Linked DNA regions of Homo sapiens: region 2 is linked to region 1. The links are chromatin loops, found by intact Hi-C in ENCODE. Cell type or tissue: dorsolateral prefrontal cortex. All regions are shown on one strand. Links, peaks and the distances in the headings refer to the core of each region. The heading gives the core; the rest is flanking DNA. Region 1 has its middle 110 kb from the start of AMER1. Region 2 overlaps AMER1 (APC membrane recruitment protein 1).

Evidence for each region. A loop is a pair of places that touch in the nucleus more often than their neighbours do. Peaks named below come from ENCODE experiments on the same cell type or tissue, not always from the same donor. Only the 100,000 strongest peaks of a DNase experiment are listed, where the experiment ranks them.
Region 2: it touches region 1 in a loop (2.3-fold over the local background); 13 of 110 quality-filtered maps call a loop at or near these places.

The regions. Positions count from the first base shown.
Region 1 is chrX:64,089,548-64,097,879 of GRCh38, forward strand. No RefSeq gene overlaps it. Among named protein-coding and RNA genes, the nearest start is that of AMER1, 110 kb to the right of the region's middle. In dorsolateral prefrontal cortex, for the core only: a CTCF peak has its summit at 4,439 (motif pointing right); no DNase peak of the experiment used is centred there; H3K27me3 peaks cover 1,504 bases.
Region 2 is chrX:64,190,614-64,198,945 of GRCh38, forward strand. AMER1 (APC membrane recruitment protein 1) reads right to left here. Exons shown (of 2, transcript NM_152424.4): 2 at 1-2,771. The coding sequence starts at 2,673. Among named protein-coding and RNA genes, the nearest start is that of AMER1, 11 kb to the right of the region's middle. In dorsolateral prefrontal cortex, for the core only: no CTCF peak of the experiment used is centred there; no DNase peak of the experiment used is centred there; H3K27me3 peaks cover 6,279 bases.

The sequences.
Region 1 (8,332 bases), core at 235-8,234:
TAAAATTCAACAGCTCTTCATGCTAAAAACTCTCAATAAACTAGGTATCGAGGGAACGTATCTCAAAATAATAAGAGCTATTTATGACAAACCCACAGCCAATATCATACTGAATAGGAAAAAACTGGAAGCATTCCCTTTGAAAACTGACACAAGACAAAGATGCCCTCTCTCACCACTCTTATTCAACATTGTATTGGAAGTTCTGGCCAGGGCAATCAGGCAAGAGAAAGAAATAAAGGGTATTCAAATAGGAATAGAAAAAGTCAAATTGTCTCTGTTTGCAGATGACAAGATTGTATATTTAGAAAACCCCATGGTCTCAGCCCAAAATCTCCTTAAGCTGATAAGCAACTTCAGCAAAGTCTCAAGATACAAAATCAATGTGCAAAAATCACAAGCGTTCCTATACACTAATAATAGACAGAGAGCAAAATCTTGAGTGAACTCCCATTAAAAATTGCTAAAAAGAGAATAAAATACCTAGGAATCCAACTTACAAGGGATGTGAAGGACCTCTTTAAGGAGAACTACAAACCACTGCTCAAGGAAATAAGAGAGGACACAAATAAATGGAAAAACATTCCATGCTCATGGATAGGAAGAATCAATATCGTGTAAATGGTCATACTGCCCAAAGTAATTTATAGAGTCAATGCTATCCCCATCAAGCTACCATTGACTTTCATCACAGAATTAGAAAAAAGAACTTTAAATTTCATATGGAACCAAAAAAGAGCCTGCATATCCAAGAAAATCCTAAGCAAAAAGAGCAAAGCTGGAAGCATCACGCTACCTGACTTCAAACTATACTACAAGGCTACAATAACCAAAACAGCATGGTACTGGTACCAAAACAGAGATATAGACCAATGGAACAGAACAGACGCCACAGAAATAATACCACACATCTACAATCATCTGATCTTTGACAAACCTGACAAAAACAAGCAATGGGAAAAGGATTCCCTATTTAATATATGGTGTTGGGAAAACTGGCTAGCCATATGCAGAAAACTGAAACTGGATCCCTTCCTTACACCTTATACAAAAATTAGCTCAAGATGGATTAAAGACTTAAACATAATACCTAAAACCATAAAAACCCTAGAAGAAAACCCAGGCAATACCATTCAAGACATAGGCATGGGCAAGGACTTCATGTCTAAAACACCAAAAGCAATGGCAACAAAAGCCAAAATTGACAAATGGAATCTAATTAAACTAAAGACTGTCTTCATAGCAAAAGAAACTATCATCAGAGTGAACAGGCAACCTACAGAATGGGAGAAAATTTTTGCAATCTGTCCATCTAACAAAGGGCTGATATCCAAAATCTACAAATAACAAACTAATTTACAAGAGAAAAACAACCCCATCAAAAAGTGAGTAAAGGATATGAACAGACGCTTCTCAAAAGAAGACATTTATGTGGTCAACAAACATGAAAAAAAGCTCATCATCTCTGGTCATTAGAGAATGCAAATCAAAACCACAATGAGATACCATCTCACACCAGTTAGAATGGCGATCATTAAAAAGTCAGGAAACAACAGATGCTGGAGAGGATGTAGAGAAATAGTAACGCTTTTACGCTGTTGGTGGGAGTGTAAATTAGTTCAACCATTGTGGAAAACAGTGTGGCGATTCCTTAAGGATCTAGAACCAGAAATACCAGTTGACCCAGCAATCCCATTACTGGGTATATACCCAAAGGATTATAAATCATTCTACTATAAAGACGCATGAAGAAGGTTTTTTTTTTTTTCAACACTATTCACAATAGCAAAGACTTGGAATCAACCCAAATGTCCATCAATGATAGACTGGATGAAGAAAATGTGGCACATGTACATCATGGACTACTATGCAGCCATAAAAAAGATGATTTCATGTCCTTTGCAGGGACATGGATAAAGCTGGAAAACATCATTCTCAGCAAACTAACACAACAACAGAAAACCAAACACCGTTCTCACTCATAAGTGGGAACTGAACAATGAGAACACATGGACACAGGGAGGGGAACATCACACACTGGGGCCTTTCAGGGGGTGGGGGCTAGGGGAGGGATAAAATTAGGAGAAATACCTAATGTAGATGATAGGTTGATGGGTGAAGCAAACCACCATGGCACATGTATACCTATGTAACAAAACTGTACATTCTGCACATGCACCCAAGAACTTAAAGTATAATTTAAAAACTACTAGGTATGCAACTGTATACAAAATATTTTATTTAAATCAACTATATTTTTACTTGCAGAAATTCATTTTAAAAGGAAACTATAACACTTTTTTAAGTGGAGAAGCAGCAATATTCCACCATCAAAAGATAAGCATAAAATAAATTTCTAACTTGTAAAAAAATGATCATGGTAGCCACTATAATCATATCCAATGTCACCTCTAGAACCCATGCCACACGTTGGGAAGCATTTAGTTGAGCCCATTGCTTTTTATATGAGGAAATCAAGATTCATAAGGCAAGAGTAATTTGAGCACATCCTCAGTCAGATCTCATATATCCAAGGGCCAAATATATTCCCCCATTTTTTTATCAAAGAGAAGAGACACACAAGAAAGCTGCATATGGTCATGCAAGTTCTCCATAGCACAACTCTAGGACATGCCAGTTACTTGGTGAATGATGTTCCTTGGAGTTGAACAGTGTACAACCTGAACCTGTGTGACCATATGCAAAGTCCCTCAGGACTCAATATTAGGGAAATAAAGCACAGTGATTAAAAGTGCAAGATTTGGAGACAGCTGCTACCCCTCTTCTGGCCCTCACTGTGCTCTTGATAGAAGGTGGTTGCTCTTATTTTGATGCTTACAGGACAGAAAAGCATCAGAAGGGTGAACCTAGAAGGACAATCACTGCTCTCAAGTAATCCATGTTTTTCTTTTGTCTCTCCAAGGATAAAAGATGTGGGGTCTCTATGGAGTAGATACTCCTGGTCTTTCCACACTGAAGATGCAGCAGGGGCATAAGTAAAAATTACAAAACAAGTCATAACTGCAAAGGAAAAACGTACCTTTATAAAGGAAAGGTCACTTCATCAAATGATCAAACATAGCTTCGTTAATAAAACACAAACCAATGTGTGTGTGTGTCTTGATGTGCTGTACAATACTAAATACCAGCATCACCTATGAAGTACTCTTACCAAAAATATTTAATCTAAAGCTATTTATTCCTTTAGACCTAAATTCCAGTTTTACAGAAAATATAGGGGATGGAGGATCAAATTAAATTACACCCTGGGGAAGCAATTAAACAAACCCAGGATGTGGAACATTTATAAGACAATTGATCTGGTCTCGTTAAAATATCAATATCATGTGGGAAAACAGATGAGAGGACCTTCCTAGATTAAAGAGACATAATGAAATACAACTTGAGGACCTTCGTTGGATTCTGCTTCAAAAATTCCATTTTGGGGATCTATTGGGGAAAATTTGAATGTGGATTATATATTAGATAATATTGTGAGTTATTACTAATTTTCTATACCATGGGGATTGTATTACAGTTACGTAGGAAAATGCCCCCATTTTTAAAAGCTGCCTGCTAAAGTATTTAGGGGTAAAGTATCATGTTATCTGCTACTTACTTTCAAATGGCTTGCCAAAACTAAAGAATATACACAAAGTAACATTTCTCAGGAAATCTTTGTGGACTATATGGAAAACTTTAACTGGACGATGCTACAGTTTGGTGGACTTAGCTGTTCAAAAACCCATACCTAAATGGAGCTCAACTTATACCAACAGATGAATGGAAAACAACAATGTGATATCCAAAAGGGATAAAGTGAAATCCTAAGCTTGGATTTAAAAAGAAATCAATTGTATAAATACAGGATGAGGAAGATCTGGCTTAACAGCAAGTCAAGTGCAAAACACAGAATAAAATCCAGGCTCTTCAGGTGACTCAGAGGGGAATTTTAAGCAATGGCCCCGCATGATTTACATACACATCAAGGACTTGGTGAACTTAGTGACTGATCAGACATGGGACGGAAGGAGGGGAAAGGGAAGAGACAAAAGAGGAGCTTGGGCTAAGGAGTCAAACTGCCTGGGTCTTAATTCTGATTCTACCACTTATTAGCAGGCAAACATGAATAAGTCAGTTAACCTCTCTATGCCTCATTTCCTCTATAGTGGAAAAACACACTTGCCTAGAATTGATGGGGCTTAATTCAGTCACTATCTGTCTGGGCCTACCTTTAAATTAGGGAAGCACTAGGTCATCTATACGGCCCTATCAAGCTCCATCTTTCAGTGCCCCTGGAATTCTGCACCTCCTACTTTGAGGCTGGGGCAGAGATTAGTTTAAATGCCTGAGGGGATGCATTCTTGAAGTTGGAAAAACTATCAATTTGCCATAAAGCTCGGCCTGCATTGGTAAAATGTGGTCTCTAGAGGGTGCTCAAAACACAAAAAGTACTCAATTAAAGGTTCTCAGAAAGAGAACCTAATCAGTAGGATTCCTATAAGCAGGAATAAGCAAAGGAGACAGCTATTGTCAAAGAGAAGGCCTAATTGGTGACTGCTGTTCTAGATACATTAGGGCTCTCCCAGAGTACAGTCAAGGGTGGGGTGAGTACTCATTTATCAGCCCCTGTCCTACAGTTTAGCTGTGAGCACAATCCCAATGTTGACAAGAAATGGTACTGAAGTTTTGACATCTCATTTCCCAATAGCTTCCCAGCTGGGTCCAAGTGTTATGTAGGATTTCAGAGACCCTGGGAAGAAGTGATACTGGTGGAAGTATATTCAAAGGTTTCCTCTCCCAAATGAGATTTGGAGGTGGAGGAGGTGAGGGGAATGTGAATAGCCTAAAAGAGAGGACATACAGATACTCAAAAGATTACTCGTTCCTGGACTGGGCTTAAGTGACCATGGAGCCCTCTAGAAAAGGAACTAAGCTAATGAGGCCTAAGTGAGGTCATGAGGCAGAGAGAACTTAAACGTTCTTCCGTGACCTGAGCAGTGAGAGTTTGAGAGTCTGGTTTCTGAGTGGGATGCCCCAGCTTTCTTCCCCATTCCCAAACATGGCAGGCCTCTTTCCTGCTACGAGCAACTCTGACACTCAAACGAGACAATTTCTAAAAATATTATCTGCCGTTTGCCTATTTCCAATCTTTGTAAAGTATAAAATCTTAATCTTTGGGTTTAAGGAGGTGCTCACCCACACACTTTAGCTGGAATCCTTCCCTCATGACCTTCTTCCCCTTTCCTCTACCAAATTAGGGCTCGAAAGGCACAAGGAGAATGAGCTTTCTACTAGAGATCCCTTCCCAGGTCTGATGTCTTGTCTTGTTGTTTTTTTCCTCAGAAATGATTTCATCTGAACATAAATCTCCTCAAGAATGAAGATGGTTATTTCTCTGGGCCTGTTTCTCCATGTCAAAAAAGGAAAAGACCTCAGTGAATTTATGTTAGTGTTAAACCTCTTAAGGAGTCTAAAGACTATTAGCCAAGCTTTTCCTGAGAGCCATTTGGGGAAAGGAAAGAAAGGAAGAGAACATGAGAAGAGCATAGAGGCCTTTAAAGGAGTATTATCACAAAGGGACTCAGCATTCTGGGGGCAGTGCTTACTTACTCTGGCCTTTTGCTGCCTGAATGTGGTGATTGGTGATACCCCAGGGCAGCAAAAGAAATATTCCTCCCCTGAGTCTATACCCACAGGATACTCCTGGTTCTGGCTGGAACCTTCCCCAGGCACAGCAGTCCACTGTACTAAAATATGCCAGGTCATATTGTAAGAAATCTAGGAATGTTTTGTTATGCCTTTGCTTTGTTTTTGTGTTTTTGCAAGGTGACATAAAACATGGAGAACATGTGGGGTTTAGGCATCAGACAGCTCTCAGCTGGAATCCAAGTTTGACCACTTCTCCTGGGTGACCCCAGGCAACTTACCTAACTTTTCTATGCTCCTCTTTCTTCACCTGTGAATTATGGATAATCATATTCTGATTCATGGTGAGTACTAATTATAATGTACCCAATTATAGTGCTCAGTTCATATTGTACTCAGCAAAGTGGAGGCTTCTTCCTTCATGAGTCCTTGTCACACAATGGCTTCTGAAAAATATTCTGTAATCTTTCTGGGCCAACATTTCTTCATCTGCAGAATTGGGGTAGTGTGGATAGGAGAATGTCACTCAGAGGAAATGTGGGCCTAAATGGAATGAAGTCATGGATAGTGAGGGACCTTTATTACATCTCAAGAGCTAATGCCAAAAAACAAACAAACAAACAAAAACAAACAAACAAACAAAAAACCCTGTAGTTGTAGGAACTAAACACCTGATGATTTTGCCAGCTGGTTTGGAGGTCAAATTCGGTTTTGGGCTCTGAGATTTGCTTATTCCTGAAAGATTTGGAGGAGCTGTGGGCCCAACCTCAGATTCTAAGTGTGAGAAGAGAACAAACTGCTCACTCTGAGTAACTTAAATCACAGGCTGGGCACACTGAGCAGGAGTATCTTGCTGCTAATTAACCCACACACACATGCTCGCTGCCAAGGTAAGGTGTAGAAGGTGGCTCCAGTGCCAACACTGAACTTAAGGCCATTTGGGGATGGCTATCTAGTGCCAAAGAAATTAAAAAGCAGGAAACAGAGAGCAAACACAAACTCTCACTGATGGAGTTCAAATTGACCACTGTAGCCTCATTCTGACCCTCCCCCAACTCACATGCATGTGTGTGCACACATACATACAAACACTCAGGCTGTGGTAACCAGGAGCAGGAAGATAGGATGGAAGGGGGTATTTTTCAGCCCAGAGAGAGTTTCTGATGGTACTCTGTCAGAGAGTGAGATAGAAGAGCCAGAGGTTTTCAGACTTAAAATGCTTCCATTCCACTTGTCTGGAATCTACAGGTCTTGGTCAGCCAAGGCTGCCTCCTCCAACTGTCAGGGCAATGGTCACCTAGAGGACAGCTTCTCCTTGCTGGGATCAGAAAGCAATGGAAAAAGTGAGGACATTCACTTACCCAGCTTCCTGAAAAGCCTAAACTGCTATATAAATGTCAGGAACAGCAATTTGTATTGTACTTGATTGGATTCTGCTTGTTGGACGTAAGGTCTGTCCTGAAGATAATTGTGTTCCAAATCAGATAAGTGCACGAGTTACCTTTGTTGGATTTTTTCCTCCTGACTTTATGAAGCTCTTTGGAGAAAATAATGTTTTCCACAAGGCAACTGGAGGTAGTTTTAACAGCTCTCAAATTGAACTGGAAATACTAAAATTTTGTCACTGAAAGGGCCCTAAGAAATTCTTTAGAAAAGCAGCTTCATGTTATGAATGGAGACACTGAGGCATAGAGAGAGGTTAGATAATAAAACAGATTTATGATCAGTGACTGAGACATACATCTGGCAACAAAAGTCTTCTTTGCTATAACTTGGATCATTCTCAGGTTCAGTCCCCTCCCCAAGAATCAGGAGGGAAGAAAAGAGGTTAATTGGAAGGACAGATCCTTACCTATTTACCCCACCGAGACAAATCAGAAGTAAATCCAGCAGCCCCAAGGGGCATACCATAGCCTGATTTAAGAAGCCTCACCCCATATTAGAGTTAGTTGGCAGTCAGATAACTAAAATAATGGTAACAATAGTTTAAACTATGCTGGTTAATACTGGTTTAGTATCTCTCATCTGGTTCCTGTACTAAATGCTTCACACACAATCTCTCATTTCATTGTCACATTCACCCTGCAGGGTAGGTCTGAATGTCCCCATTTTATAGATGACAGAACGGAGGTTTAAAAAGGTTGCATAACTTGTGTAAGGACACATAGCTAAGCAGTGGAGGTGCTGGCTTTGGAACCCAAGTCTAGCTGAACCCAAGGTCTGGGAGCTTAATTATTACAGTCCCCTACATGGGGTCACAAATGTCTCCTTCATCTGAGGGCTACCCAATCTTTCCTATCAAGAGCTCTCTCTCTCTCTCTCTCTCTCTCTCTCTCTCTCTCCCCTAAATTCCCTTGTCATGGATTTCTGTCTTATATTCTCACTATTTGTGTCCTTGTCTTATTTCCCTCACAGGCTATAAGCTTTTTGATAATATAGGCTGTGTGCATGTGTGTGTGTGTCTGTATATTATTAGCATCTAGACCAATGTCAGGTATATAGAAAGTACTTCCATTTCATAAATGTTTATTGACTAAAAGATGTTGATGACAGCCAGGTTTGCAGAGCAGCTATGCAAAAATGACAAGCCAGGTTCACATCCCTGTCTTTCTACCAGTTTGAAGTAAAAAGGCTATCTTCAGGCTTCGCCTGAAGTCAGACCACTGATACCAAGCCACCAGTG
Region 2 (8,332 bases), core at 80-8,079, 100 kb after region 1:
CCTGTTGAGGGCCATAGCAGCAGGTGGAGGTCGAGGGTGCAGGCCAGGCAGTCCCAAGTATCGAGGGAGGCTGCTCACACCCCAGGGCAGGCCTTGGTAGAATCGACTATGGTAGTTGTTGAAGGCATGTTTGTGATAGTAGCCCAGCTCAAAGGCTTCCAAGGAGGCTGCAAGATCTTCATCATTGTGGAACTCAGGATTCTCTTCACACTTGCCTTCCCCATCCCGTTCCACATCAGCGATGTCAAAGGTCACCATGGGAGGCAGCTCAGGGAGGTTTTGAGTGAAAGATGAGTCAGAGTCAGAGCTGCAGGACATGCTGGAAAAGAGGTTCCCATTGCTGGTGAACTCTACCAGGGCCTGTGAGAAACTCACAGTGGCATTCCCTTCCTTCTCAACCTCCTCTTCCTCTGGATCTTCAGGGGGTGAATAAGTAGGGTAGGCCCTCCTGGGAGATCCTCCAAAATTTGCTTCTTGCATGTCTGGCTCAAACATGGCATCACTCTGGAAGAGCTGCATCAGGCAGGTACTTTGATCTTTCTTGGAGCAGGTTCCTTCATAACGCTTCTCCAGAGGACGGAAGTCCCTCCAGTCTGGCTCGCTGCTTGCAGTGGTGGGGAAAGCTGAGGTAATTCCCCGGTGGGAAATCTGAGAGGTCCCTGATACCCCTGCTGCCAGGCCCATCACTGATGGGCCTAAGGGCCTCATCTGATACTCTAAGACGGGCTTCTCCTGCCGGGCCTGGGTCTCTCGGACTTGAGTCTCTCTACAACGAACCTCTCGGGCCTGGGCTTCTCGGGTTCTGGCCTCCCTGCCATGAGCTTCCCAAGTGTGGGCCTCCCTGGCATAGGCTTCCCTGCCATAAGCCTCTCGAGTATAGGCCTCCCTGGCGTGGGCCTCCCTGGCATGAGCTTCTCGGGCACGTGCCTCCTGGGCCTCAAGCTGCTCCCGCCGAAGCTCCCAATACAACAACTGTTTCTGGATGGTCACTAGCCGTTCTTCCTCTGTCTCCATTGCCCCAGGTGGCCGGGAGGACAAAAAGGGCTCAAAGTTTAAGAAGGGGTCAAACATCTCAGAGCTTCGACCATGGAGGTCATAAAGGCAGTCATCTCCAGGTGGAGAGTTCTCAAGGCTGTCATCTGGCTCATAGAACTCATATAGGGCATCTCCACTGTAGCTGTCTCGGGGTAGACAATCCCTGCGGACAAGCCCCAGGGCCTCACCTGAATCATCCTCAAATCCAGGTGTGGTGGAGTCATAATAACCTTCATCACTATTGGGGGCGGATTCTTGCTGGTCACTCTGAGGAGTCAAAAGTTCCCCAGGGGCTAGGCCAGGATAAGACCTAACTGGGTCAAGGAGCATGTAGCCGTGGTGGCCTGGGGATGTGGTGGGATGGTAGCCCAGGTTCATATTGGGCCGTGGATACATTTGGGCAGTTTCCCACAGATATTCTAAGTCATCATCTTCTTCCTCCTCCTTAACCTCCTCTTCTTCCTCCTCTAATTCCACCTCTTCTTCCTCTTCTTCCTCCTCGTCATCATCATCTGGCAAGGCCATCTCCTCCCCACCTCCTTGGTAGGTCACCAGGCAGGAACTTCGCTTGGTCCCATCTCGGTTTGCTCTCTGGCCCCCAGAGGCCATGCTGTCTGTCATACTGTCCATGTCCTGTTCTGCTATTATGTCACCACAACCTGTCAATGAATCAAAGCTTTTCAGGGATGTCACATCCCCAAACAAGAGGCTCAGTGGGTCCCCCACAGGGCCATTGGGTGGGTTTACCTCTCCTGCTACTACCTTCTCCCCTGTTTCTGGGCTATGGGGCTCCTCTAGGCTACTGGCTTCAGGGGCAGGCTTGGGTTGCACATGTGCTGAGGCACAGGCCTCCATGGGTTTTTCTGGATCTTTACAGGCCATTTTCTCAGTAGCTGGTGGAGAAGGTTCTGGTGTTGGAGAAACTTTTGGCCCAGGGGCATCTTGGGGGTTAGCATTTTCCTTTCTAGGGGCTTGGAAGGTCTCCTCAAAGCAGGGCACCTGAGGGGCTGAGCTCACGTGCTCATGAGGCCTGGCTCTGACCCTCTCAGGCCCCTTGGCCCCTGGCTCACTTTGCTCAGCCCCAGTGACCTTGCTCTTCCGGTGACGGCGGATACTGCTAAAAAAGCCTTTTAGGCCTTTCTTTGGCTTGGGCATAGAGGGAAACTTCTCAGCCACAGCTTTCTCTGTGGCTCCAGCCACAGATGTCTTACATCTGGAGCCTGTCTCCAAAGCCCCATGGGCACTCTGAGAGCTGGGAAATTGGCAGGGTAACTCAGGCAAAGGCAGGGAGAAGCCAGTTCCTTCACTGACAACATCTTCAGGGCCATGGGCTGCTTCACTCAGGCCATCGTGGGTCTTGCTCTTGCTGAGACCTTTCTTGGAGCTGCCTTTCCCAGAACCTTTGCTCCGTCCCCCTCCAAAGAAACTAGGCAGAGTACAGATACCCTTCTTGCCACCAAAGAGTTTCATGGCAGTTTTCTTCAGCCTACCTGGGCCGGATGAGGATGGCTCTGAGGTTGGTCCTTCTGTCGCCTCAGCTGCCTTGTTCTTGGCTCCTTTTTCTGCTGTTTGTTCACGGGTACTCCCAGAGGCTGCAGCTCCCTTGGCCTGAGCAGCTTCATCCTTTTGGGTCTCCATGATGATGGGGACAACTGAGGTACGTCCAGCTGGAAATGCAGCCTCAGGCTTCCAGGCACTGTTATAACATTATCAGTCAGGAAGCATCACAGTGGGGTCTGGAGGAGATAGGAGAGACAAAGACAGAGAGACAGATACTAGTGAGCAAGCATCCAGGCTGGGTTTGCTTTCACCGGACGTCAGGCTTGAGTGGAACAAGAAAGAAAATGATGGAAAATGTGGGGCAAATCTTAATCCACTCGATATGCTTGGCTTGCTGGGCCAGCTCTCTCTGGGCCCCAAGGAAGCAAAACTCTACACTGAGCAACAAGAAGCCTTCATCCCCTACCTTCTTGCTGGGTCCACTCCCTTCAGACCATCCTAAGCTCAGGGGACCACTGGGCAGGGGGACCTGCAGTTGTGTGAAAGGCCTAGTGGTGCTATTGGCTGTGGGAGGTATTATCAATTATCAAAGGGGATGAGGATAGGGAGAGACAAGAAAGGCAAAAGGGATGTTGGCTCCAACATCACAGAATTTTTGAAAACCATCTGGCAAAACAGTCCATTGAGTCCTCACAGGGCTCTGTTGGATTCAAGCTTCAGTTTCATATTAGTCTGGGCTCTCACTGACATTTTGTCTGAGACTGAAAAGTGGACCTGAAGTTTCACCTCCCATCCAAAGCTTCCTAAATTGCCTGCAGAACCATGCTCAGGCTTCAGAATCTCAGAATAGGAGCCTCACACATCCACAAAGTAGGTCTGCAATCTAGAACCTGCTAAGACAATGAAATGGGAGCCTCAAGAAAGGTACTCTCTGGGCTTCAATATTCGCCATTCAAGAGGCCTATCAATATCTCTCCCTCAGAGAGGTGATATGAGGGTGGGTCTAAGCCAGACCCTCTATTGGCTGTCCTGCTGGGAAGATACTTTAATGCGGTCATCAATGGAACCCCAAATTCCACTTGAGAACCATGAGGTGGACTGTTTCTCCTCTACTCTCCTCCTCTTATTATTTTTGTCCCCATCTAGCTCCCTATCTAGGAAGGGAACTCCTTGAAGGCCCTACATGATTCATATTCCTGGTGTGTGAGATAGGTTCCCAATGGCTTTTTAAATAAATAAACCTGGTGCAAGCCACACCCTTCTGGTCAAGGCTCTCAATCCTCCAAATGCCCAAATACCAACAGAGATGGAATAAAAACAAGACCTAGCCACTACCCACCACAATATACCTCTGCACCTCTGGTCATCCGCTAGCTCAGTGACCAGCCTGCTAAAACCCAATGACCCCTCCCTGGGAAGTCCCTCACCAATTTGTCCCCTCTCTGTAGAGTGGCACCAGCAGATGGGGGAATCTGGGAGGAGAGGGGAGAGGGGAAGGGGAAGGGGAGGGAAGGAAGAGTAAGAGAGGGAGAGAGAAGCAAGCACCCTTGGTCCAAGAACAGCTGGACAGTACACCAGGCCTGTGATTGCTTGCCATAATAATAAGACTCACACATTCACCTAAAGTGGAAGACTGTGGACCAGCACTGAGCATGGAAAGAGGCTGGCAGCTACACTCTAGCCTTGGAGCCCCTGGTTCTGTCTTGCAAACATTAATTTTGTGCCTGCTGCCTTGCTTGGCTTGACACTTGAATCATCAGTGTGATGATCCAAGCTTCCATAAAGAACACTCTGCATAACTGAATATTAAAATTGGAGCAAGATAACAGCTGGTTATCCAGAAAAGAAAAGAGCAGGTGAAAAGGAAAGTTCATCTGAACCTCTCTCTGCAGAGATCTGAATTGCCATTTGCTCAGGTTAGAGATTTTTCTGTAACATATTTTGACATCACACTGTTCCAACTCAGCCCTGCAACTGATAGTCCCACAATAGACAGTGCCCCCTCCCACCTCCAAATACACACACAATCACACCTAAACACACAATCACCCAGTTTTCTGCCCCTGGGTCTGGTGGGAATAGGGGCCCTATCATGTCTGAATGCCCCACTTTCCACAGCACATTTTTACCTCAGCCTTAAAATTACTGCTAAGGTTATCGTCACGGTGTTGGGGATAGGGGAGTTGGGGAGGCAGTACTGGAGTTGTTTGTGAAATTCTATTCCCCTCTGGAATTCAGTGCTTCAGGGCAGGACAAGAAGGGAGAACTCCCAGCCTTTGCTTCTAAGGAGCTCCTAGGCTAACAGGGAGAGTCCTATATGTAACAGTCTGTTAGAAACTGGACCAAACAACAGGAAGTGACCGGCAGGCAGGAGGGCAAGGTGAACATTACCTGAGCTCTGCCTTCTGTCAGATCAGCAGAGGCATTAGATTCTCATAGGAGCGTGAACCCTATTGCAAACTGCGCATGCGAAGGATCTAGGGTGCACTCTCCTTATGAGAATCTAACAAATGCCTGATGATCTGAGATGGAACACTTTTATCCCAAAACCTTCCTCCTCTCCATCCATGGAAAAATTGTCTTCCATGAAACAGGTCCCTGGTTCCAAAAAGGTTGGGAACCGCTGCCTTAAAGAATAGCCCCTGTTATTTCTAAAGCTGGTTGGTGGAGTATCATTCTTTATACCTTGTAAACATATTCCAAGATAAATGTGAAAGGGAGAAAGACACTTCTTGGGCAGTAAGGCTGGGCCTCAAGGAAAACCTCACAGCCAAGTGAAAAACTCTAGGACCTACACATCCTTGTGAATCAAAGGCTGACTTGTCCTGCTGGGTTTGGGGCTGGAGTTCCTGGGAACAGAGTGATTTGGCAAATTGAATCACAAAGAAGGCTGCTTTCCAGAGCCTTGACGCCCCAGTTAGAAGACAGTCTCTTTGGGCTTTCCCTTGCCCTTGCTCCTATGCTCTGTGAGGGTAGAGGCCAGCCCACTCACCTCTCTCTGTATTGTCCCCTTTCCTGTCACAGGGAGCTGCAGTGTGTTGTGGAAGGAGCCATGGACCACAGGGCTGGGGTCCAGGCCATGTCAGCCTCCCATCTGCCAAGGGACCCTGAATGGGCCAGTGTAGCCTGCTGAGACGCAGGTACTTGTGAGCTATTTTGAGATCAAAACAGCTCCTCTACCTATCCTTCTACCTGCCCACTCCAACTACAGTGGTGTGATGAGTTGATGTGATAATAGGCACAAAAAAAGCACTTTATAAACTGTATAGTACAGTGCAAATGAGAAAGACTGTCATTACAGTTATTATTACTCCTTCCAGGTCAGATCCCAGTTTCTTAGGAAGCAACTGACCATGTGTTAAAGGCTGTTCATTTGGGAAAGCCATTCACTGTGGGAAGCTCAGGGACTTGCTGCCTTGGCCCATGCTGAGAGGGAGACAGATATGAGGGGATTTTAAAAAGGTGTGTATATCTATACAAACTCCTCTGCTAAGAGGTTTGAAAAGCCCTCTCTGTGTGTTGTGGGAGACAGATGAATTACGCAGGGTGTCCCTGGGATGGAGTTTCTCTCCGTCCAGTTCAGGCCCTTCTCCTAACCAAGTCCAGAGTCATCTTTGCTGGCAGATACCAGCCTTAAACTGGTACTCTGTGTTCTCTCTCCCAGAGCCATGTCCCCCCACAGTCATTCACAGTATCTCTGCCTATGTCACCCAGAACACTGGGAAGGAAGGTGGCAGGGTCACCCATAGCTGGTAGCTCCCTAGCGTAGCCCCACCTAGCTACCTCTGCCTTAGGCCTCTTCTCCATACTCTTTGCTATCCAACCAGGTGCCAAAGCTATCCTTCCTCAATGGGTTATGCTGCCTTTACTTAGGACCACAAGAGTTCACCAAGAGAGTGAGGTGGGGCAGAAAGCAAAGGAGACAGCAAAGGACAGACTCTGCAGATCCCCTAGGCTGGGACTGGCTTTCCCTGGGGGTCCTGTCAAGAAAGTGGCACTGCCAAATGCAGGGCCCCACAACCCTCATGTTCCTTAACCAGTGTGGCTGAGTTTCAGGTGGGCTGGGGGTTAAGAGAACCCTCCCAAGCCACTCTGTGGTCCCTTGCAGGGACTGCCTGCTGCAGCAGCTGCTATCATGGCAGAAAGCAGGCTGTGGTAGAAAGCGCTGGGGCCATTCCAGCTCCCTGAGCCAGATTCAAGCCATTCTGGGGCCAGTGGAAGGCTGGCTACAAAGGAAGAGCTTCTTCCTTCTCCTCTCCACTTAAAACATAGGCAGGAGGCCAGCCACATACCTGCCCTAGAGACCCTTCTCAAGGAGAAGGGACAGCTGCAATATGAGCCTTGCACATTCTGCTCCAAATCAGCTTCCCGGGGCCAGCATGGCCAACTTGAAGAGGGCTGAATTGGGGGAAGAAAAAGAAGCAAGTGGATTTATGCAGTAGCTCCAGAGACATGGCCTTGACCAGCCATAGTTCCTCAGGCCTGTTCCAAACAGTCTTCCTGAAAGCAAGCCCACTTCAGGCCCACCTGCCCTTCTGTATGTTGGGGAGGGTTGGTTAAAGAAAAAATGGTGAGGATGGCCCTCCAGAGAGCTGGCCATTTCAGCGCTGGAATCAACTCTGCCCAGCTAGGGGAAATCCAGCAAGTTTTTTCCCATGTTTATGCCTCAATTTCCTTAACTGTAAAATGAGGTCATTGAGAGTGCCTACCTCTTAAGGCTATTGTAAGAAGTAAAACCAATGCACATAATGTACCAAATCAAGTGCATTACATAGCAGAAGCTAAAAACATTATAGTAACCAACTTTTATTCATATTTTATTCAAACTGTGGTAGAACAATTTCTAGAAGTAAAATCATCTCAGTCAGGTTGAGTAGGGTGCTCCCTAGGGCTCTGTGGGTAAGTCACCAAACCTCCTTGGGGCTCAGTTTTCCCAAATGGCAAATGGTAAATGAAGATAACTGTGTGGTCATGTCATAGGAGGCTTTACTTGCTCATTTAGCCAACTTTTGATATTCAGGGACCTAAAAGAGTCAGCTACTGGCTAGCAGCCAAGGATTATCTGGGACTTTCAACTAGCCAGGTTCTCTAGCCCAGGTCAAACTCAGCTAAAAGTACCAACATCAAAGGAAATGCAAATCAACAGATATCCTTCACCCTCAGGGTATTTACCACTTTATAAAGCACTCCCTACTCCCATACCCCCCCATTTGCCCTCCTCAGCCACCCATTACTCAGGCCTGGTGGGGGATGGCAACTCCTTGTCACAGAGAAGGAAACTGTGCCTAGACTTGGGAAAAGACTTGTCCAAGGTCACATAGTGAAATGGTGACAGAGCCACACTAGCTCCCAGAACTGTTGAGTCTCAATTTCATGCCATTCTGCTGCACTGTGCAGGCCACCAATCAAAGGAGGAAGACTGAGCAAGAGAACTGCAAAGTTTACCCTCACACCAGCAAGAACTATAATCTCCCAATCCCATCCCACCTCTGTCCCAGCCCTGCTAAGCCTTCTTTGCCACATTTCCAGTCCTCACTGGTTGCCACTGTTTGGGTCCTACCAAACACATTCCAGGAAGCCTGCTGACATCAGAATCTAGGGGCCAACAACCCAGCCTGTGGCTGCTCTCCTCATCAGCAACCCTACCACCACTCCTCTCAAACTACAGGACATGTCACTCTACTCCCCTTTTCCTTAAGAGATAGGTTTGAGTGGCCCAAAAACGAGAAACCTGCCAACGTGGACAAAGATGCAGAATTTGAGCTATTTGAAGAAAATGACTTATCAGATGATCTGG